Regions from separate parts of the Homo sapiens genome. Here region 2 is linked to region 1. The links are chromatin loops, found by intact Hi-C in ENCODE. Cell type or tissue: mammary epithelial cell. All regions are shown on one strand. Each heading gives the region's core, and the rest is flanking DNA. Links, peaks and the distances in the headings are about the cores only. Region 1 has its middle 110 kb from the start of CYRIA. Region 2 overlaps VSNL1 (visinin like 1).

What was found. Peaks named below come from ENCODE experiments on the same cell type or tissue, not always from the same donor. Only the 100,000 strongest peaks of a DNase experiment are listed, where the experiment ranks them.
Region 2: it touches region 1 in a loop (31-fold over the local background); 8 of 110 quality-filtered maps call a loop at or near these places.

Annotation. Positions count from the first base shown.
Region 1 is chr2:16,767,147-16,779,451 of GRCh38, forward strand. No RefSeq gene overlaps it. Among named protein-coding and RNA genes, the nearest start is that of CYRIA, 110 kb to the left of the region's middle. In mammary epithelial cell, for the core only: a CTCF peak has its summit at 6,120 (motif pointing right); a DNase peak (open chromatin) is centred at 6,125.
Region 2 is chr2:17,567,388-17,579,692 of GRCh38, forward strand. The region is part of intron 1 of VSNL1 (visinin like 1); the gene reads left to right. Among named protein-coding and RNA genes, the nearest start is that of VSNL1, 33 kb to the left of the region's middle. RefSeq lists an enhancer at 12,189-12,305. In mammary epithelial cell, for the core only: a CTCF peak has its summit at 5,898; a DNase peak (open chromatin) is centred at 6,244; H3K27ac peaks cover 871 bases.

The DNA of each region.
Region 1 (12,305 bases), core at 2,281-10,280:
CCAAAGCCACAGGGAACTGAGTCCTGCCAACTGCCACATCAGTGAGCATAGATGGGATCCTCCACAGTTGAACTTTCAGATAAGACCAGAGCCACACCTGACAATTTGATTGCAGCCTTGCAGACAACCCTGAAGCAGAGGACCCAGTTCAATCATGCTGGGATTCCTGACCCACAGAATCCATGAGAAAATAAATGTGTGTGTTTAAGCCTCTACATTTTGAGGCAATTTGTTATACAGCAAGAGATAATGAATACTTTTGTTATTTTTCATTTTAGGTAAATTATTTCTACTTTGCAAGTTTGCGTAATAAGTCTAGTAAATCCTTCTGTAGTCATGAAATAATACAGAAGTAAGAAAAAAAATCCCATTTTCTTGAATGAGAAAGCAAGGTGCTGACATAACATTGTGATCCTCTGTCCTAGGTCTCTCCTTCCATCCATGGCTGGGGCAAAGCATTTCGTAAGGGGATCTTTGCCTGCACTACTCCTCCCAGGTGGACATCTCTTCTCTGTGATTTTCACTGAGAGCATTTATTCAACATGGATTTGAGTTCCTAGTATGAGCTTGAAATCATGGAGGAATAAGACATATGGAGATTTGATGTGCATATCTCACGTCCTGCCTCCATGCCATTTCTCATATTGTAACTCCTCTTGGGAGCCTCTTCCTTCTTCATTTTGACTTTCAAAATTTTGTGCCGATTACAAAGCCCCACATTCTCTATGATGTTTTCTTTCCAACCCTCTGGTGCCCATCCACCTGTAAATGTCTATGACAACAGAACCACATAGCAAAGGCTGATGTCATCAATTCTCTCTGAGTTAACCTCCGACTTGGTAAGATGTGTGAGCCTTTATCAGTTATGAACAGGGAATGAGTCAAACCAAGTTATAGTTCCTAAAATAGTTACATGACCCCTAAGCAGCCTTGTTATAAAATGCTCTAAGATGAAATTAAAAGGTCACACAATTATTGTTTTTACTTCCAAGGTTCAGAAATATACTTAACACATTTTAGCTCTTAATTATTTTTAGTTCTATAATACTAAGTCTTCTAATGAATATTAACTTAAAGCTGGGCATTAAACATTCAACTGTGAACTAAATGTAAACTCTCTGACCCTAGGCAAACAGAATTTAATTTTTTAAAAATGTGGAAATCTAATTAGCTATCACACTTAGGCCCCATGAGGCCACTCGTAATGTGTAACTGATACTTCCAGGTGTCCTGCTGGTGGCTTGAATCAATTAGTGATCTTTATTGAAGCTGAATATAATTAATTACACAACTTTGAGATGTTCAAGTCTAATTTCACTAAAATTACATCATAAAGCTGGGGCATTTCAGGGCTTCTGACAGAAAAAAAAACAAGCATGAATAATTACTCAGTTAAATTCATGGCACATAAATTCATACCACAAAATTGAACTCCTTTAGCTTACCGTTGTCAGAGATAAAAATGCCCTGGGGTCACACACATAGGATTGTTGAACAGGTGCTCACTACTGAAGAAACATGTGTGTTACTTATCTAAACTATAAGCCTATCGGGGGACTATGTGCACAGATATTTTTCTGAAACATGTAAGTTAATTGCTTATTCACTAGGATGACACCACCAAGACCTATTTCTGACATGAGGTGTGTTCCCTGTCATCCTAGCTGCAATAAAGGCCTGAGCAATAGGAACTATTACAGAAAACCAGATCCAACACATACAAAAACTTAGGATCATAAAATACTTGAGAATCGAAGCTAATCTTGCCTCTTCCTCTAGTCTCCCTAAAATGTGATTGTAGGTTACATCTGAGACAAAATATCAAAGAAATTCGAGATAGTTTCTCAGCATCTATGTCAGTTATCTATTACCACATTAATACTGTGTAACAAAGCGCCCTAAAGGTAAAGTCTTAAAAGAAGACACATTTACTATTGCTCATGAGTCTACAGGTCAACAGAGTGGTTTTGTTCTGCTGATCTTGGTGAGTTTGTTTGGCAAGCTGTGGTTTGAACCAAGGCTTACTAACTTGTCCGGTGGTAGGCAAGCTTTTGGCTGATTGAGGATGCCTCTGTTCCATGGGCATGTTTTTATGAAGATCTCAGGGGTGAGAAAGGAAGAGAGAGAGAGAGAGCTGCAAGGCTTCATGAAGCCTGGCCTCAGAAATGGCACCACATCACTTTTCCAACATTCTGTCCCCAAAGCAAGACACAGACCAGTGCAGATTCAAGGAGTGGGGAAATAGACTCTACCTCTTAGAGGAAGAACTTGTAAAGTCACAAAGTAAAGAAAGGGGGGAAAATTCGGTCTATTTCCCAATCAATCTACTACAGCATCCAGAAATGGATGGACTTATTCACGTTTGCACTCAGAAATATGTAGTTCATTTTCATTATTCTTGATAGTCATATTCTATAAAGATACCGTGAACATGCATTTGTGGGTACTGAATTATTGCTTCAAGGGGAAATTTGCTTTATATAGGTTTATTTGTCAACATTATTCTTGTGAAACAAGCCAGTCTCATCAGTGCTGAAAATTGTGCTCTTCCACTTAGCCCTTTTCCTGTATAATACTTAGCAGGTGTTTTTAAAATTCTTCCATAGTCTCCTGATCTGCAGAAATGCATCTCCTCTGCAAGCTGAGCATTTTTCACACTGCATTGCCTTTTGAATCATGTGAGCCAGCCAGCACCAGCCAAGAAGAGTTTAACATTTTCCTGACCGTGGGTTATCTGACCATAAATTTGTTTGGCTTTCAGTCTCACAACAATGCTGTCCCCTTTTCAATTATTTTTAAATTAGTTGTCGTCTCATGAATCCATCCATTTAGCCACTTCCCCGTCTTTTCCATAGCTTCATCATGCACTATGGACTACATGCTACTTCAACACCTTCTGGAGCAGCCTCGCATGTGGATCTGCAAATTTCCTCTTCCTTTTTCTGGATGTATCTTGTTGTTGATTCATTCGTATGGGACTCAGTCAACAGCACTGTAACTCATGCCTGCACGAAGCTTAGTTAACATGTATTCCCTCCAAAAGGTATATCACAGTCTCCGTGCGCTGAGGAACACTAAACGACACTTTAGCACCATGCTTGGAGTTCATTTTAAACAGCAAAATTATGAACAAAAAGCACGAAAAATACAAAAAAAAAGGCACTAAATAGACCGCACACACAAAAGACACTTGTTTATAGTTTGAAAGCTGAAATAAGAAGGGGAGGGTGTCTTGTTCAACCTCAGCTGGGAACAGGCGCATTGAATGGGGTACATTTTTTTTCAACTCTCTTCTAGTCCATGAATGAACACAACATCACTGTAAGGGTGGATTTGGGGGGTTACAAGTAAATTTGTGCAAGTAGACAAATTTGCAAATATGCAATCTGTCAATAATGAAGATGGTCTGCATATGGAAAACCTGCTCTGTGAAGTCACTGAGTCAAGCCTGGGGAAGAGGCTGCTCAGGGACCAGCCCTGCCCTTGAAGGTGTATCTGTCAGAGGCAGCAAAAGGAATGACAGCACAGGCTCCTAAGGGGTTACATTCTGGAAGGAAAAAATGTTTGGGGAACACAGAGGTGGCTTCCAGTAAGAATTTTCATTCTAGTTGTGGTTCAGGGTCACTGTTTCAGTCTTTACTTACAGTCTCTACTGAGGGATGATTGAGTTTTGGATCCAAAGGTATCCTGGGCATAGGCTGAAAAAAGCCCAACTCTAAAGTTGGTGGTGGTGGTGTTTGGATTCAACCAGATGCTTATTTCTGGTTGAATAAGCAGTTGGTGGAGCTCTGAAAGCAGGTGGAGCTCAAATCGCCACCGCTCTGACGGCCTGCTGTATACCAAGCATGCTAGGTGTTGTGGATGTGCAGTATTGGGACCAAGGCAACTCCTTCTCCAGGGAGTCTCCCCTGGGGGTGACAGGGGAGGCACAGGCATACCCCGCATTGCTATCATAACTGGATGAGAGAGAGAGGTCTGGGGCTCCGGAAGGAGAGAGGTTGTTTCTAGATGGGGATATCTGGGAAGGTTTCAGGCCACAGGTCGTGTTTGATCTGGGCCTTTAATATAAGAAATGTTTTCATACATTGCAGTGAGTGAAGGAATGTTTCAATCACAGGAGACATAGGTTACATAGTTCATTGTTTCTCATCCTTTCAAAAAGCATGACCCTATAATTCTAACTGACTCTTTTTTCTTTTTAATTATGAAAAACTGTCGAGCTTAGTTTTCTATATTTTGTTTTATGAAAACAGTAATTGCACTGTTAGCTTCATGTTTCCTCTCCCCAGCACCTCTTCTCCCCATGACAATGATACTGTCTCATCCCCATCTCCAAGACCAGTCACAGGAGACAGTGTGCTCCTAGATGGCAGGGGAGGATGTCAGCTTCAGCTCTGTGCTCCCTGAACGTAGCACAGGACCTGGCCCACAGCAAATGCTTAGGAAGTGTTTGCTGGTAGAAAAGATAAATGGGAAGAAGGAAGGAAGGAGAGGAGGAGGGAAGGAAGACAAGAAGGGAATAAAGAAGAATTAAAAAGAAAAGAAAAAATGATAGGCAACCACGTGGCCTCTAAATGCACTACTTGAATCAAAATCACCTTGAATCTTTGTCTAATCAGTAAGTGCAGAGTATCTGCTATGCCTGATGGAGATTCTGCTGCAAAGCTGTCAGGGATGGGTCAGGAAGTCTGTATTTTAAATAGCACAGATCCTCCAGAATCCACAGGGGATTCTGATGGACAGCCAGGTTTGGGGACCACTTATGCAGATACAGGATGTGAGATCATTAATAGTATCATTGCATCAGTGTTACAAGTTGTCAAGAATGGGCTTCCCCCACCTGCCTTCATATACCTGCCAGTATCACAGGTGTTGCAGGAAGAATGAGCGCTGCTATAGATGCAAAAGTGTGCCTGCAGCTCTGTGGGCCCCTTTCTGCTCTCTGCAGCTGATCACCTCTGGGGACAGGGGAATTGGATGACCTTAGAGAAAGCTCCCTTGTACTCTTGTGCTTTGAACATTTTTTTCCCATGTATGTCCTCAAGTTGCCTACGCATCTTGTAAAGTGCAGGTCTTTGGGGTCCATTCTAAAGCTGAAATTTCCAAAATGGAGCCTTCCCTATGATAAGGTATGAGAGGTTATTGACACAGGCGCTCACTATTTGATACGCAGGTGTTTAATATTTGATCGAAGGCAATACTTCCCAATGCCTGGATGTTTGATCTCCAGTGCAGCCTGCTCTCATGATCCATTAGGGTGCAAACAAACATTAGAACTTGTAATTATATTTTTTATCTCATCCACTATGTAAAAAAAAAAAATGAAATGGGTGTGGCATCAGCAATGGCACAAGCATCCCCTTGCTCTGAGCCCCTCCCATTTCTCACCTGGATAAAGGCAGTAGCTCCTGACTGGGCTCTGCTTCTGCCCTTGCCCCCTGCCCCACAGTATTCATCTTCTCTCACAGGCACAAAGGATACATTTAAAACATCAGTAGGGTTAAGCCACACCTTTCTCAAAGTCTTCTGATGACTTTATTTCACCCAGTTAAAGTCAAAGTCCTTAAGGCCCAATGCGATCTGTCCCTCTGTGTCCTCTCTGACTTCCTCTCTTCCCTCAGGGGTGGCTTACTCCACTGCAGCCACAGAGGTCTCCTCTGCTCCACAAACATGGCAGGCACACCCTGCTCAGAGCCTTTGCGCTGGCTGTGTCCTGTAACCGGGGGCCTGAACTGTAAACACCCACGTGCCTGACTCTGTCACCTCCTCAGGTCATATTTAAACATTATCTTCTCAACCTGCCCCAGTTACCCTCAACCCCCCTTACATAATGCATGGCACATGCCAGGAACTCAATCAATTCACTACATAATATTTATTGAAGAATTGATTGAATTAATAGCTATATTTTACATTCAGTGAATAATATACTGAAGTTATAATGCATGCAACTTAGCGATAAATCACACATATTTAGTTAGATGGTCAGTTTCTTTTCTTCTTTTTTTTTTTCCTCTTGGAGAGAGTCATTGAGTCATTTAATGAACATTGGCTCAGGTGTCTGGGAAATGATTCTCTGATAATCTTCGACGTGTTTCTAACTGTGTCCAGGAGATGGTGCTCATTCCCAACAAGACACGCCGTAGCAGGCACAGGGCTGAGCCTCTCAGTCTTGGTGCTTTTTCGTCTTGCTACTTTTGTCATATGAGGAATGATAGATGGCTCTGGTACCATTGTGTGACTTAGCCATGCTGGTAATTGAATAATTGTACCCCCAAAATTCCTACCTCTGGAGAAGGACTTGAGATCATTGTTTTGCGGATGTCAGCTGCCCGTGCCAGGACTGAGTGTATATTGGGGGGGACTCCCTGTGCCCCAGTGGCTCTGCAGCCCCTTTTGTTAGAGTGCTCTTCCCAGTGTAATGCCACAGACCTTCTCAGGGATCCTTGTGCAAGCAAGACCTATTGCCCTTGTAATGGCTGTTGCTTGCTAAGTACTGGTTACCAGCCAGGCACTGGGAGAAGCCCTTTATGTGCAGAGTCTGATCCTCTCAACCTCCTGGAAGAAAGAGATTTAGAGCTTCATTTTACAGAGAAGGTAACTAAGGCCTCAAAAGATTAATAGCAAATGACATGGAGGGGTTTCTTTCCCAGTAAAGCAAACACAGAAAGTCCCTGTGCTGCTCTTTCCCCTGTGCACAGAAGTCCAAGAAACTAAGAACTCAGAGGAAGGCAAGTTCAGGTTCCATATCCTCCAGGAGTTCTGTATCTGGTGAGAGGGAGAGAGACAGCCACACAGAGAAAGTCTATTTTCAGGCAGCTTGGAATATGTGTTGAGACAAAAATATGGATAACTTGCCAAGGGGGAACTTCATTCAGTACCTACAAGTTTCCATGGAATTTTTTGTTGTCTTATTTTTGCTTTTGCTATTAGAAAAAAACACTGGTTCCCAACTCCTCACGTGAAATTTTCCAGATTAGTGATTTTTACTTGGGATCAAGCTGAATGCAGAGTCTGCTTCAGTGGGTTGGGAATGGAACCTGGGACTCTGAATTTCTAATCACCTGTCATGTGATGCGGATGCTGTGGGTTCAGGGACCCCAATTTGAATAGGAAGAGGTGAGAGAAGTGAATGGCCCAAGGTCTGGCTCATGACTCATGAGCTAAGAATGTTTTTTTGTGTGTGTGTGTGGTTGTTTTCAAACTATTTTTAAAGGGCTGTGGGGGAAAAGAAGAAAGACTATGCAACACATGATATGTGGCCCACAAAACTTAAAATATTTACTATCTGATCCTTTACAGAAAAAGTTTGCAGACCCCTGGGCTAAAGTAAAACTGTTGACCTCTTAATAAACTCCTTTGGAAGAGCAAGTTCTTTTTAATGGTGAGTTTGGAAGAAAGCAAGGCATGCTCAACTCCACCCTTTCTCTGGGATTTCCTGCCTGCAGGGAGCACAGATTCTGGGAGCCTCTTGGTAAGAGTCTCTGTGGAGCCAGGAAGGGGCCTGCGGTCTCCAGTGTTACACTGATGGCATCAGTCTGTCTAGTGATGTATTCAGGAGCCCACATTTCCGTAGACTTAGGTCAAACTCTTCAAACCACCTTATCAATAAAAAGGTTTCTATCTGCTTGATTCTTATTTCTGTATCTTAGTGATTCAGAGATTGAGTTGGAAGGGGAGGAGGAGTGCTCCTTTAGAGCCTCCCAAGCCCCAGTCTTTCCTATTGCCTTCAGGCATTTGTTCTTTGTGTCTGTGTCCTTGTTGGACCCTAGGGCAAGGCTTGCATTCTGGGTCTGACTGACAGATACGTCTTCATGCGTGGCTGCAGACCCACCATCGCATGCTACCAAATAACTCCTGTGTCAGACCATGCCAGTGGCTGACTGTCATATCAGAGGGCTCATTGCCAGTCAGAGTTAGATCTCTGAGCTAGGAAGCTGATGTGCATCCTGGGCGCAGGCAGGCCTTCCCCAGTCTGCAGTCTTCCACATGCTATCTCTGTATGCTCCTCTGGGGAGCAGCCGTCAGCTGCTTTGCAACAGCGGGGCCAGAATCAAGGGAAAGTGGGCCTGATTTCACAAAAGCTGCAGCCATATATTTTTTACTCTTCGAGGTGTAACTATGGTAATGAGATCAGAAGAAAAACCCTCAAATGCACATGGCAGTTTGGGGTACTGGAGAAGGGTTTAATTTTAGAACCTGAGCCTTGCTTCATGGAACAAAGAGCAGTGGAACGGGGCTTGCCACAGAGCTGCCACAGGTGCCTCTCCTTCCAGGACTGCACAGCCTGTCTGATAGCAGGCAATTTTTGTGTTCATCAGTTGTGGAATTTGTTTGGCTTGTGACATTCGTCTACTGCTGCAGCTATTGTGACAAGGGTGCGCCATTAGAAAGTCATTCTGTTGCGGCAATTTTCAGGAGTCTCAACCGAGCAACAAAATAACCGAACTCAAGAAAATGCAGCTGTTCTAATCATTCCATATTTAAACGAGGCAATTTATTTGCTTTCATAATTCTTACCACAAACTCTATATAGGGGAGATACCAGGATTATCCCCATTTGACAGATGACGAAATTGAAGTGCATAGGTTGTGCAAGATGCCCTATGCCCTGAGGTCCCAGGATGAGGAAATGATGTTGTCGGTATTTGATCCAAGCAATCTGGCTGAGAGCCCGTACTCTTAACCATTGCATGGCCATCACAATCCAGCATCAGTTATGCAAGCTGCGGGCAGGGCCACCTGGGGAAAAGAGGATCCTTGGCAGGGATGTAGGAAGCTGCAACTTAAGAATTTTCAGTCACTGCCATTGTCCGTGCATCTGGAAGGGCTAATCTCTGCTCTCATAAAAGGCAAGGCTCTTGGTTATAATTTCCAAGTATGAATATATGTCCTCCCAAGGTTTCAGGGCTGGAGGAGAGGGAGCAAGAAGGGATCTTTAAACCCTGCCAGGGGTAGGGAGTGAGTGTAAAATCAGTGTCAAGTCTATAAAAACAAGTTTCCAGGATGTATAAACAGCTTCTAAATGTGCATACATGTTAATCCACTAATTCAATTTCTAAGATTCATCCAAAGGGAATACTAAAAGCATAAGAAATTTTTTCTTTTTTCTCTTGAACAGTATACACATCACAGCTTTATTTATAGCAGAAAATTTTCAAAAGAGCCTATGTAGTCAACTTTTGGGGATTGATCAAGTAAATAAGTAAATCTATTAAGTAGAATAAAAATAGCTAAAAATATTATTTTTGAGAAACTTTTAGTAACATAAAGAAATATTTGTGATATAATTCTGTGTGAAAAAATCAGGGAGCAAAATTAGGCCACATGCAGTGGCTCACTCCTGTAATCCCAGCAAGCACTTTGAGGATTGTGCCTTGAGCCCAGGAGTTTGAGATCAGTCAGGGCAACATAGCAAGACTCCATCTCTACAAAAAGTAAAAACTTAGACAGCCATGGTGGTGCACACCTGTGGTCCCAGCTACTTGGGAAACTGAGGCAGGAGGATTGCTTGAGCCCAGGAGTTTAAGATTACAGTGAGCATGATCGCACCATCACACTCCAGCCTGGGTGACAGAGTGAGACTCTGTCTCTAAAACAATAACATCAACTACAAAAATTATATGCAGCATGAACTCACAAATTTGTGGAAAGATCTCTTTATATATGTGATTGAGAAAATGATCAGAATATTTCAGAAAGATAGAATTTGGAGACATTTTAATTTTCTTCTTTATATTTTCCTAACTTTCATAATAATTGAAAACTCTTGCAATTAACAACAATTTTGTTGATGACAGAAATAATGATAAAATAAATATTACTTATTTTTATTAAGTGCTTACAGTACGTTTGGTGATATAAGAAAGACACCTATATTTAAAGTACTTTCCTTACAAAGCCTAGCATTATATATGTATTACTGTATCTGTTTTACCAAAAATTAAATTAAAAGGTGAAGAAATTAATTGGCTTCCTCAAAATGTATTAAATAAACAAATTATTAAAGGTAGCTAAGTATAAGCATTTGTGACATGCTCAAGAAACGAATTGGCATCTATTTAGCTGCTGGACAGAGCTGAGGAAATCACAGGAGTTGGGGAATGAAAGGAGAGTGGGGCTGAATCATGGAAAGCCTCGAATGCCATACTAAGCGGGGGACTCTATCCCACTGGCAATGCGGAATCAGATGCACAAATTAAAAGGGAGAGAGAGAGATCATTGTAACACTGTGTGTGTGTGTGTGTGTGTGTTTGTAGGTGTGTGTGTGTGTGTTTGTATGTGTGTGTGTGTGTGATAAAGTCTCAAGGAGTAGTGCTCAGCAGCACTTACTGACATTGCATGTCAGTTGCGGCCTTCATTAGAGACTACATTTCCATACACTCCCTGCAATGTAATTGTTACAGAATTCTGCGGAGTGTTCACAGAGTTTCCCTGCATGAAAAAGGCAGAGGTAGTCAGCCCTCCAGGGTGTCTAGAAGCAGATGAACACAGTCAACACAGAGTATCTTCAAATCCATCATCTCTGTTTCTTTCGTTTATAGCATCAAGTCATGTGCGATTTGCACTGCAGGGGCTCCATTGTCCTGCGTGACTAATTTCTTTGCCACCTCAGCCAATGTCTGGTTAATGCTACAAACCTAGCTGCACTTGGCATTTGCCTTCAGCCTGAGAGACGCCAGTTCTCCAGCCTGCACACTCCATGTATGTCACCTTATTTGCACCACATAGATCTCTCCCCATATTACTGTGACCTCCACCTCACCCAGCCAGCACGTGCCATGAATCCCTGAGTCCCTGTCTGTTCAACCATCTTGATTGGAACATCCGTTGTGTAGTCAAGAATCCTGGCCATTTTTATCCAAACCGTGCATGAGGTGGCACAATGTTCCAATCATTTTCTTTCCGTCTGGGTGTATATCCAGAAATATAAATATCTAACACTTTCACAACACTTATTCTATGTCAGATGCAGGTCTCAGGACCTAACTTACATTAACACCAGTAACCCTCAGGATAACCTTCCAAGGTGGGAGCCATCCCCACTTTACCAAGAAAACAAAGAAGGGCTCAGGGACTTGCCCAAGGTCACGGAGAACTGCCAAGACTTGAATTCACAGTTTTGATTTCAAAGTCAGTGTTCTTAATCGTCGCACCATGCCGCCACTCACAGCCAGAAGAGAACATACTCTAAAAGCTTAGGAAATCTTACTCAATCACAGTTAACATAGTTTCTCTACTCATGATGTTCCAACCCTGAGCTTTTGATGTGCAATCATGGCTGGTTTTAGACAGATGTGTGATGATGATGCATTAGCTACTATATTTAGTGCTTCCCTCCCTCTGTCCCTTTTCTGTCTCTTCTGCTACTTAGAAGACTCCTTATTTTCTCTCTTCTTTCTTTGGTAAATCCTTCCTTTCCTGGTTATCTCACATGGACCCATGATTTCCCCACCCATCTCCCTTGCTGAAGATTCTTGATCCAGTCTCCAACCTTCCCCACCATCCAGATGTAAATGTCCAACAACAGACTAGATAGCTCCTCTGTATGTGACACAAAGACATCAAACTCAGCACATCCCAAACCAGGCTTATTGCCTCACCCTCCTGCCTTGTCAATGGCTCCCCCTGTGTCCTATTCCCAGTGAGAAATCTCAGAGTCAGTTTTGACTCTTGCTGTTCCTTGACTCCAGTATCTCCTGAGTATCTCCTTTCTGTTGATTTTTATCTCTTCCTCCTTGGAATCAACACTTTCCTGGCTCATCTTGCTCTGGTATGTCCTTTTTTTTGGAAATGGTCTTCCTGGACCTGAGTTACAGTTAGAAACTCAGGGATCAACAATTTACTTAAAACATTGTACTCCTCCTCCCTCCTCGATTTCCACCAACTGAATGCCTGGAAAACATCCCAGGTGCCAAGATAATGTAGCTGGAAAGTGAAACAAGAAACTCAACAATTTCTAAAAGAAGAGGGCTCTAGAAACTTGCAGGGTATTAAACACGAGAGTGCAAGCTTGTAAAGCCATTGAATCTACAGGAAAGTTAAGAGCTTGGTCCCCGCTTTCAGGCAAGGAACTGGAAGGTAGCCTACTGATGTCACTCCTTCTCTCAGACCCATTCTTCATGGTCCAGATAAATGTCACCTCCCTCACGAGCTTTTCCTGCTGGAACCTCTTGGCTGTCTAGACTACCTGGGAAATTTATTTACCCCTTGCTATGAACTGAATCTTTGTGTCTCCCCACAAATTCACACGTTAACATTCTATCCTTGAAGTGGTGGTATTAGGAGGTGGAAGCTTTGAGAGG
Region 2 (12,305 bases), core at 1,564-9,563, 800 kb after region 1:
TGCCTCTGTCGCCCAGGCTGGAGTGCGGTGGCGCGATCTCGGCCCCCTGCAAGCTCCGCCTCCCGAGTTCACTCCATTCTCCTGCCTCAGCCTCCGGAGTAGCTGGGACTACAGGCGGCCGCCACTACGCCAGGCTAATTTTTTTTGTATTTTTAGTAGAGACGGGGTTTCACTGTGTTAGCCAGGATGGTCTCGCTCTCCTGACCTCGTGATCCGCCTGCCTCGGCCTCCCAAAGTGCTGGGATTACAGGCGTGAGCCACCATGACCGGCCCAAGTCTCACTTTTTTAACGTCACTTTGCTATAGGTTTTTTGGTATGAACCTTTATCAGGTTAAGGATATTCGTTCTAGTCTTAATTTATTGAGAGTTTTCTTTTTCTTTTTAAAATAATCATTAATGTGTGCTGATTTTATTGAATGCTTTTCTAATAAAAAGCTTTTTTACTTCTTTACTAATAAGGTCAATACCTGTAATAGATTTTCTAATATGTATCATTTTGCATTCCAGGAATAACCCCTGCTTGATAGTGATATTTTAAATACATTGCTGGATTCTATTTGATAATTTGTAGGTATTTTACCTCTCTTTTCAAAAGTTAAATTAGTCTATTCTTTTTTTAGATGATTCCTTACAAATGGCATATAGCTGGATTTTACTGAGATGACGAATGTATTTAGAATTCCATCTATCTTCTTATATTATATTTTTAATATATGCTAGGCTTATTTTTTGGCCTCTCCCCTCATTTTCTGTTTTCTATTGAATTAAGTTTTATTTATTTTCCTTCCTTTCTTCTATTTACCTAGAAGTTATAATTACCACTGTTTTGATACCTATTTTGTTACCTTTTTAATATGTATACTTAACAATTCGGCTTTGTTTGTTTGTTTGTTTGTTTTGACAGGGTCTTACTTTGTTGCCCAGGCTGGAGTGCAGTGGTGCAATCTTGGCTCACTGCAACCTCAACCTTCCAGCCTCTGGTGATTTTCCCACCTCAGCCTCCCCAGTAGCTAGGACTATAGGTACATGCCACTATGCCAGACAAGTATATACATATTTTTTTAGTAGAGACGGGGTTTTGCTATGTTGCCTAGGCTACTTAACAAATTTTAAGGTCAGTCAGTATCTTTAGTTGTCTTTAAACAAGTGAAGGACCTTGCATGTTTTAACTCCAAAACACAACCCCCATCATTCATGTCATTGCATCCTAGTATGTTTGTTGCACCTTAGTTTTTAATCCCAAAACATCCCTTGTTGTTGTTTACCAACTTTTTTCATCTATTTCTTTACTCATCGTTGCTTCTTACAACTACTTCATTCTGGTTTCAGTGTCCTTCGTCCTGAAGTACATCCTTTAATAATAGGGTCCATAATTAGTATTTTCTCTAATTTTTATCCAGTTGAAAATGTCTTTATCTCACTCTCATTTTGAATAAACTTTAACTGGGTATATAATTATTAGTTGATTTTTTTTCCTTTAGCATTTTGAAACTATTCTGTTGATTTCTGGCATTAAATGTGGCTGATGAGAAGGCTGACTTTAGACTAATGGCTCTTCCTGTAAGTTAACCAAAATTTTCTTTCTGATAGATTTTAAGATAATTTTCTTCAACTTTTATGTTCTTAAATTTCATTGTCGCCAGGTATGGTGGCTCACTCCTGTAATCACAGCACTTTGGGAGGCCGAAATGGGCAGATCACTGAGGTCAGGAGTTTGAGACCTGTCTGGCCAACATGGCGAAACCCTGTCTCTACTAAAAATACAAAAATTAGCTGGGCATGGTGGCAGGCACCTGTAATCCCAGCTACTCGGGTGGCTGAGGCAGGAGGATTGCTTGAACTCAGGAGGCTGAGGTTGCAGGGAGTGGAGATCATACAACTGTACTCCAGCCTGGGCAACAGAGCGAGACCCTGTCTCAAAAAAAAAATAAAAATAAAAATAAATAAATTAAATAAAATAAATTAAAAATTAAAAAAAATATTGTCATGTGCCCACATGTGGACTTGTTTTATTTCTCCTACTCTGAAATTTGTAAAATGTTTTATTCTGAATTTTTCAAATCTGAAAAACTCCATGGTTTAATTTCTCTCCTACTCTCTGTCTTATCTCGCTTTGGAGCTATTAATAGCTTCTCATTATTAGAAGCTATTAATTGGAGCTTCTCATTCTAGCTTCATTATCTCTTAATGTCTCTTCCATATTTTTCATCCGTTACCTCACTGTGCTCCATTCCAGATAATTTCATTAGAACTAACTTCCAATTTACTCTTTCCTCTTCATCTGTGTCTCAACTATTATTTAAACTCTATTTAAAAATGTATTAAGTTTATATTTTTAGAATTTCTATTCCATTATCCCTCATAATTAATTATTCTGATCTTCAAGTCTCTATTTTTAATTCTTTAACAAGAAATTACTGAAAACAGGTAATGAAAACATCCCTTTAAGACCATTTTAGAATTTGTAATTGCCAGAGCTCCATAATAGTTCCGTGATGTTTCTTGGCTTAGGGTTCTTACTTTGGGGAAATAGTACAAACTCAGACTATAACTAGGTAAGCATTCCAATTCAGGATTCCAATTTCTTGTTTTAAAGTTTTTATTTTGGAATATTCGATGAAGGATCTTTTCCGCTCAGTCTATATACCTGGCATAATGTAAAGGAGACATTTTGAAATCTTGCAAATCTCCAAATTGAGTGTCTGACTGGTAGTTTTCTTCATGAAATACAGTGAAGAGATTGACCTCTTCTCTTTTCACTTCCATTATCAGCAGGAGGAGATGTGTTTTTTAAGGGGGACATTGTTCACAAAATAAACAAAGCTTTTTAGTTTTTGCTGTGTTTTTAAATCATTTATGAGACTCCCTACATGCGTAGGGTAGAATAAAGATTAACAAAACTGTACTTAAATGCAGATGCTTGGGAGAATCACTTATTAGGGCTACACACCAGCCCTATACCAATCATGTTTTGAACGTGTGCTCCAAGAAACTTATAAACCACTTGACTTAATGAGCTATTTAGGCCCATTATGAAATACCTGAAAATTTAAATATTAAATCTATTAACACCAAAGGTTTATAGTATTTGGCATCAGGATTTTTCTGAGTGTGAGTATCTATGGATTGGTATTATTTGAAAACTTATTTCCAAATGCAAATGGAATACACAGATTAATACAATCTGAGAAAATAAACCATAAAAGTAGATACTATTTATTAAGCATCTCCTATATCAGCCACTGCATTAGGTTTATTACCTACATTATTTCTAATTTTACAAATGCCCTTTCAGTCAGGTGGTAGTATCATAATTTTATAGATGAGGAAACTGAGCCTTAGAAAGGCTAATTGATTGTCAAAAATGGCAAGATTAGGCTAGGTGCAGTGGCTCACACCTGTAATCCCAGCACTTTGGGAGGCCGAGGTGGGTGGATCATGAGGTCAGGAGTTCGAGGCCAACCTGGCCATGATGGTGAAACCCCAATTCTACTAAAAATACCAGGTGCGGTGGTGGCGCCTGTAATCCTGGCTATGTGGGAGGCTGGAGTCGCTTGAACCCAGGAGGCGAAGATTGCAGTAAGCCGAGATTGCGCCACTGCACTGTAGCCTGGGGAACAGAGCAAGACTCCATCTCAAAAAAAAAATAGGCAAAACTAATTTACCCAAAATAAACTGGTAATATTTCCCTTTTTCAAACTTGGTTGATTAAAAACCTCCAAAGCACTTTAAAATAGGAGGGAAAGAAATAGACTTATGATCTAAAAATATGCAAAATACCAAGAGCTTATGTTTTAGCTATGGTTTGGGTCAGGCAACCTCCCTAGGTGTTTTGTAACCCTCAACCACACTTTCCTTTAGGTACTAGGATGCTATCTAGCCGGAACCTAACACAACTAATAATAATTTTTTAAACAACATTGTAGCCTTTAATCTGATTTAAGGTTGTTTTTTCAGTTCTTCCTTGAGGTTGCTAATAATTAAGAACCCTACCTAGTGATGCATAACCCTACTGAGCTCATGAGCAGGCAAGGTAGCTATAGGAATTTAAAGTTGACGTTTCTTTCAACCAAGTTGACAGAGACAACCTCTTTGTATTAATATATGAAATGAACACATTTATATATTAATACCAAAAGTCATCACTATCAAGATAGCCTATTTTTAAAAATGATCAAAAATTAAGATATTCATAGAACAAATATTTATTAAGCACCTACTCAGCACCAGGGACAATTCTAGGTACAAAGAGTGCTAACAAGACAGACCAGGTTCCTGCCCTCTTGGAGCTTACATTCTAGTGAAAGTAGACAGTCAATAAATACTCATGTAAATTAACAAATACACTAGATAAGTTCAGATCATTTTAAGAGCTACAAAGAATATAAAGCAAGGTAATTATATAGTCACTAGGAGTGTGTCATGGGAGAGACTAGTTGAAATAGGCCAGAAAGACCTGACAGGTCACATTTGAGCAGTGATCTGACTGGCAAGAAGCCAGCCATAAAGAATCTTAGGAAAAGAGAATTCTAAGGAGAGAGAGAAAAGTTCACATAAAGGCTGTAATATGAGAAGGAACTCAATATGTTAGAGAAGACCACAAAGTGAGTATGACTGAAGCACAGTAAATAACAGAGAGGGTAATAAGAGATAAAGCTGGAGAGGTAGAAAGAACGTGCACCCTGATTTTCTTAAGGTAGTCCTGAACAATGCCTGTTGTCCTGGTGTAAATAATAGCACCTCCTTTCACTCTCAAAGTATGCTTTTTGGACAATAAATTATACAATCTTTCTGTGGAGAGATATGGAGGAGCCAAATTATTTGGATATAGATAGCAGATGAATAAAAACTTTAGAAACTAGATAGCAAGTGGATTTCTTCTTCTTCCATTGGTCCTTCCTATTTTCATCTGAGTTGGAGGCACTTGTTTTTATTTTACATTTGTCTGGCGCATGCAGTAGGATAAATGAGATACAGATATGTAAATAAGACCCGGTTTTCCACAGAGAACATCCAGGGCAGAGGTTTTGGGGTTTAGATCTGTGTAAGACTAGGGGTCTCTAGTCTTACACTGTGACTGGAGCAGCCCAGGATACTTATGCCAAAACAAGTAATTAACACTAAAAAAGAAGAGGAGGAAGAAAAAGAAGAAGGAGGCAAAGGGAGACAGCCTCTTGTTTCATGCCATACAATAACCATTATTCATTTCTATTACTCCATGTTTAATCTTCATGTAAGAGAGGTTCTATAGCTTGATTGGAGTCATACAGGTAGTGAGAATTAAGGCTGGGATTTAAATCTAACTCTGTCTCACCCTTTCCCTCAGGTTATCCTGCCCACCTCAGGCTTTCCAGTGGTATTCTCTTACTACTTAATCTCTGAACATAACATGCTCTTTCACATCTCTTTGTATCTATCATTCCTGCCTGGCAGTCCCTATTCATCCACTGCAAAGGTTGCTTCTCATGTGAAGCTTCTCTCAATTCCCACAAATGTGTTTGATTGTCTTCTCTGTCCTTCCATAATAGCCACATGAATCTCTGCTGCAATGTTTTATTCATTCATCATCCATTCATTCATCTATTCAACTGTTAAATACTGGACATATAAAAGCCTACAGGACAGACATAGTACTCATCCTCAGAGGAGATTATGACTAGAGAGGATTAATTAGCAAAGTAACCAATATCTTTAAGAAATTTCTTTATTAAATCTCTTTTGACTCATTTGTTCATTCATTTGGCCATTCGACAAGTGCGTACTATGCTGACAGAGGCCTGATAAACTATTGACACATTTTGGAAAATGCAAATTTACTCATGTTTTAAGTCTGGGAGCATGAAGTGGGAGAAGTAAGAGATGAAACTGAAGAGAAAGGCATAAACAAGATCATGGTGACCCCTATGGGTCTTACAAAAGAACTGGGACTTTCTCTTCAGGCATCAGTAAGGCATTGAATGCCTGAAATGGTCAGATATTTATTCTAGTAAAATTACTATGGAGGCAATGTCAAGACTAAATTTGAAGGGTACAGGCTACAAACAGGAAGACTACTTAGTTTTTGCAAAAAAAAAAAAAGTTTCTGAAGTGAGGTGGAATAAATGAAATGGAGAACAGAAGAGGAATTCATGGTTAGAAATTAGAATTTCTGATTAATTAGAACTAGGGGAAGAAATGGAGCAACATAGGCTGACTCATAAATTTCAGACTGTGGATTTCAAACTCATGACGCTTTGCTGAATTACTGAGACAGAGATGAGGTCCTGCCCATTGTATCCTCCATTGCCTTATGCTTCTCTGCAAGATGAGTAAGCTCATTTCTTCTGACACCTACTTGGTGTTTTTGTTGATTGACTTTGGGTAAAAGTGGCAACTGAAGAGAATATTGGATTTGGAATCAGGAGATGAGGCTTTGGAACAAGATCTGCCACAGATATTTTCTACACACTTAGAGAAAGCTTGTGTCTTCCCTAGACCTGTTTCTCATCTGGAAAAGGAAAGAGTTTATCTAAGCTAGGATATTTTGGTTCCCTCTCAGTTCAGTGATTCTAGGATTCTGCTTGGCAGCAGTTGCTTTGTGGTTGAATGCAGTTCTCAAAAGCCAAACATGCGTTTTGTACAAGCAACCTAACTTTAGCAGCAAGGAAGCCATTTACTGGGATTTGACTTCACATTTTCTTTGTACTTCTCATGCATCTGGTAATTTCCATTGACTTCAAGTTTCGAAGCTTGTCCTGACACCCATTCTATTCTCCTGCAAGTCATAACTGACCCGTAGGTTCTGGGTAAATCCTATCCTATGTCTTTCTTTGATCCCCCCCCACCCTGATCTTTATATTTCTATCAAAAAGTCAGCAGAGTTCAGTTAACAGATAACTTTTTCTCTACCCCTGAGAATGATTATATATGGGCCAAAATACAGCACTTTTAGCCCTATCATCACATGAAACACTCCTTCCTGACCCACTGTGTTCTTTCACAAAAGCTAAGCTCCTTTCTGCACCATGGTTTCAGAAGTGTCTGCCCCCTAATATTTTAAACTGTGCTTTCTCAGATGAGTCACCAATTTAACTCTTGCCTTCATCTTTCTTATTCAGATTTTAGCTAATATTCCAGCTGAAAATTCTTTGAGCGTATTCAAGTTAGTCCTTTCAAAAAAGCAATCAAATACAGTCCATAGAATTTTACAAGTAGTTTAATAAAGGTGTCCATACACCCTGGGATCCTTGCCAGTCACTGGCTCCAGCTGAATACTCAGGGATTTTCCTTTGTTTGTTTCTCTTCTGCCCATTCATTTTCCATGCTGTAATCTTTGGGTTGGATGTGGAAAAGAGCCTTGCCACTTATGGAAGACTTCGTTATTTCATGAAAACTAAGCTATCAAACTTTGTTTTTTGAGATAGGGTCTCACTCTGTCCCCCAGCCTGGAGTGTAGTGCTGTGATCACGGCTCACTGCAGCCTCCACCTCCTGGGCTCAAGCAATCCTCCTTCCTCAGCCTCCCAAGTAGCTGGAACTACAGGCACACACCACCATGCCCAGCTAATCTTTCCTTCTTGCTTTCTTACCCTTCTTTCCTTCCTTCCTCTCTTTTCTTTTCTCTTCTTTTCTATGTATTTTTTGTAGAGACAGGGTTTCACCATGTTACCCAGGCTGGTCTCAAGCTTCTGGACTCAAGCAATCCACCTGCCCTGCCTCCCAAAGTGCTGGGATTACAGGCATGAGCCACCATGCCCAGCCTATTAAACTTTTTGTAGGAGATGGCCAAGAGCTGAACCTCTTCCTTCTGGATTGCAGGTACTGGGAAGGTAGAAATGCAGGCTGGTTGCTGGTCACCTCCCAACCCGGGAGGGAAGCAGAGGAGGAATTCAGATTCCTAAAGTCAGGAGAAAATAAGAATAAAAGGGCATCCATCATTAGCTTAAAATACAAGGGACTACCTACCTCTGAATAATTTGAAGGTTAAATCATTGAAGACAGTCCATAAAATAATTGAAATAACACAATAGTGGGAGTTAGGAAACCTGGTTGTTTTTCTAAGTGTAGTTCGACCTTTGTCACTCTAGACTACTTACTCTCTTTGGACCTCAACCTTCTCAACCTTATATAGGGAAAATTAAGTAGATTTCACAAATATCTTTTTTTTTATTTTTTTTATTTTTTTTTGAGATGGAGTCTCACACTGTCGCCCAGGCTGGAGTGCAGTGGCATGATTTCTGCTCACTGCAACCTCCGCCTCCCAGGTTCAAGCGATTCTCCTGCCTCAGACTCCCGAGTAGCTGGAATTAGAGGCATGCGCCACCATGCCCGGCTAATTTTTTGTATTTTTAGTAGAGACGGGGTTTCACCATGTTGGCCAGGCTGGTCTCGAACTCCTGACCTTGTGATCTGCCTGCCTCGGCCTCCCAAAGTGCTGGGATTATAGGCATGAGCCACTGCGCCCGGCCCGATTTCACAAATATCTTTACAAGTTCTCATATGTTAATATATAAGTTAATATGATAACCTATAAGAGATCTCTATTTAACATTCACTTGTTACCATAGAAACTTGTAAATTATAGGAATATGCTTATCATTCCATTATTATAACTTAAAAATAAATTTTTTTGCATATTATTTGTCCCTCTCATTGGGTCATTGGTTTGTATAGGAAATAAGCCATTTCTTTTTCATCTCCATATCCTGATACTTAACATGGTTTCTGCATATAGTCCACACTTTTTATTCATTTGTAAGCAGCAAGAGAGGAAAACAATTGTCTTCATTTTTTGCAGTAACTAGTTGTAATTATAGAGTGTGTTTAATTTTGCATCTCTGCTTTCTCCACTTAGCGTATCATAAGTAATTTGCCATGTTTCAACATTGCATTCACAATTTTATGTTCCACTCAGTTAATGTGCCATGATTTACTATCCATTTCCCTAGTGGGAAATGGTTATAGTGCTAGAGTTTCTACTATTATTAAAATGAAAATGCAATAAATATGTGTCTGTATGTAACTTTTTCCTCTTGGGTTATTTCTTTAAGATACCTTCCCCTGGAATCAAAAGTTTATATTTAATTATTTATTTCTAGTGTTTTCTGGTGGGTTATATTAACATGCAGTTTTGCTGTATTTGATTATTTGTAGGTGTAAACTTGGCCATTGATATTTAATATTTTGTTCATATTCTATTGATGTTCATTGCTCAGCCTGCCAGCATAATCCTCTTCCCATTTATTTTTAAGCAATGTTAATACTTAAAAGACACGTATGTTGAATATATAGTCCCATGTTGTTATTTTTACTTTTTCTGTTTTTTTAGATTCCCTAAACTGTGAATCTTTATGTAGTTATATCTATCAGTCTTATCTTTTATAGTTTCTGTCTTTGCTTTTATTTAGAGAGTCCATCTTGACCTTAATAATCAGGTTAAACATACTTCTATCAGTTTACTATTTGTGTTTACTCTTTTCTATTCATACTCTTTAATCATTTCTGTCTTCTGTCTCTGATGGTTTCCTTAATAACTGGTATTTGCTTTAGATACAAATACAGTCATGCATCACTTAATGACAGAAACATGTTCTGAGAAATGTATCATTGTGCAAACATCATAGAGAGTCCTTACACATACCTAGACGGCATAGCCTACTACACACCTGCCTATAGGCTACAAGCCTGTACAGCAGGTTACTGTACTGAGTACTGTAGGCAATTGTAACACAATAGTATTTGTATATTTAAATATATCTAAACATGGAAAATGTACAGTAAAAATATATTATACTTTTATGGGACCACCATCATATATATAGTCCATTGTTGAGTGAACCGTCACTCTGAGGCACATGACATTATATACACATACATAGCTATTAACCTTTTGTCTATATTTTCAGTTTCTGATAGTTTTCTTTGATAGTTTTTGTATTGAACTTTTGATTCCAAATGTTAATGATTTTTTAAAAGATGGCATATGGTATGGTTCTTACTTTTTTTATTGAACTGCTATCAAGAGGTGATTATGTCACTTATAAATTATATTTCCTCTATTTCCCCCTTGTTCTGAAAAGCTTCCTTGATCATATATTAAGTGAGTCTGTATAGCTGGATCTATTTCTAGACTCTCCATTCTGTTATGCTGATCTATATGTCTATTTTTGTGCCCATAAATTCTGCATGTATTTGAGGAGACCTCAAATGTCCTCTCTTGAGTCTTTGTTTCTCCAGGCTAAACATTCCCTGTTCTTTCAATGGCTACCCTTCTATTTAGCATCCAAGTCCTCTCCCATCTGCCCTGGGGACCAGGGGCAGGCAACTGTGAGATAACTGACCAAGCCTCAGGGGACCCCAGAGTTCCCTCACTTGGGGAAAAAAATGTTACATAAAGGCAGCACCCAGGTGAAAAAGGGAGACTGATGAGCTCTTATGTGGAAATAACGGTTTTTGTCACAGAAAAGTACTTTTTTGTTTCTCATCTCTAATCTGACAGAATAGTTTACAATGGCTAAGGGTCTGTCAGGGTTCAAATCCCAACTCTACCATTTTCTTGTTGTGTAACCTTCTCGGTAAGCCTCATTCACCTCAACTGTAATATGACTATATAATGGTATCTACTTCATAAAACGGTTGTAAAGAAGAAGTGAGGTAATCCATGAACACATAGTGAGCACTTGATCATATAAGCTGTTGTTATTACTGCTAAAATATCGGTCATATAGATTTATTATTTTATTTAACATTTTGAGGTAGTTATTAATATACACAATTTAATGTTGAATGAACAGGATAAGAAAAACTCAGTAAATTTCCCTTCCCAGCTAGTAGATGTGCTTCAGCAAGTATCTCACCTTGTTTGTCTAATGAGAAGGCCCGGGTCTTTGCTGTAGACAACACAACTCCACTGTGTGATGGAAGGCACTGATAACTGGCTCTTTGGATTCTGCCATGGTTACTAGGTGAAGCTCTAAATTCTTAGACAAAGGTAAATGTGAGGTTCAAACATAGGATTGTTTTGAGGTTTTCTTTTGGTTTCAACATGGAGGGACATTAGGTTAATGGGGAGACTCAATATGGTTTCATCCTTATTTGCAGATTAGCTGATGTGGAAACATGTCCCTTCAAACTGAGTATCACTTCACATAACTACTCCAAGTGAAAGTGACACAGGCCCAGAAGCATTTGTCATCCCCACAGGGTGCCAGAGGAAGCGGCACTTCCTCTCCTTCAGCACATGCTACCTGTGCTCTCAGAAGGCCCACGGCTGGGAGGGAGGCAGGTGGAGGAGGCCATACAACTTGCCAAGTCAAACACACCGGAAGGTCTAATTTTAGTCCCCCTAGCCTTGGCATTGTCTCTTTCAGCAAAGATATTTTTCATGCACTACAATAAAGTGCTTTGTTCCAGCCTTGCTGGATACTTCACAAAGGCCCAGCAAGGACAGCATAAGCCTAAATCAGAGCTGGAAACACATCAAACACAGGGACCTCACAGAAGAGGGTCAGCATTCCTCTCGTAACCTTTGGTAAATACGTTCTTTCCATCCAGCTTCCAAAACCCTAAGAAGGAACACTTGGTTGTGCTTCTCCTTCTACGCAACTCCTCTTCCTCCAGCTTCTTTTTTGTGAATCTTCTGTTGGCTCCTCATCAACAAGTGTGTTTTCTCCTTCATGCCAGGGATTTGAAAACCTACTCCCTCTTTTTGTCCCTGCCTAACAAAGCCCCCTTCTTTCTTTCTTTCTTTTTTTTTATTTTTTTTTTTGAGACGGAGTCTCGCTCTGTCGCCCAAGCTGGAGTGCAGTGGTGCAATCTTGGCTCACTGCAAGCTCCGCCTCCCGGGTTCATGCCATTCTCCTGCCTCAGCCTCCTGAGTAGCTGGGACTACAGGTGCCCGCCACCACGCCCGGCTAATTTTTTGTGTTTTTAGTAGGGACGGGGTTTCACTGTGTTATCCAGGATAGTGTCGATCTCCTGACCTCGTGATCCGCCCGCCTCGGCCTCCCAAAGTGCTGGGATTACAGGCGTGAGCCACCGCGCCTGGCCACAAAGCCCACTTCTTTCTATATAGTCTAGGTCTTGTTTTCTTTTCTGACATTGCCTGGAAAGTGCACTAGATTAAGAGTGAGAAACAATTTTACAATTTGCAAACTGGCTCCAGGGTTTGTTCTTACAATGACCTGGCAAATTCGTTGAGGCAGAAACTTTCACAGAACTTGTATAGATGAGAAAACTGAAGTGCAAAGAGGACACAGACTTTTGCAAAGGTCACACAGGAAAACACTGGCAAAGCTGAAACTGAAACCTAGCTCTGGTGCTTTAGG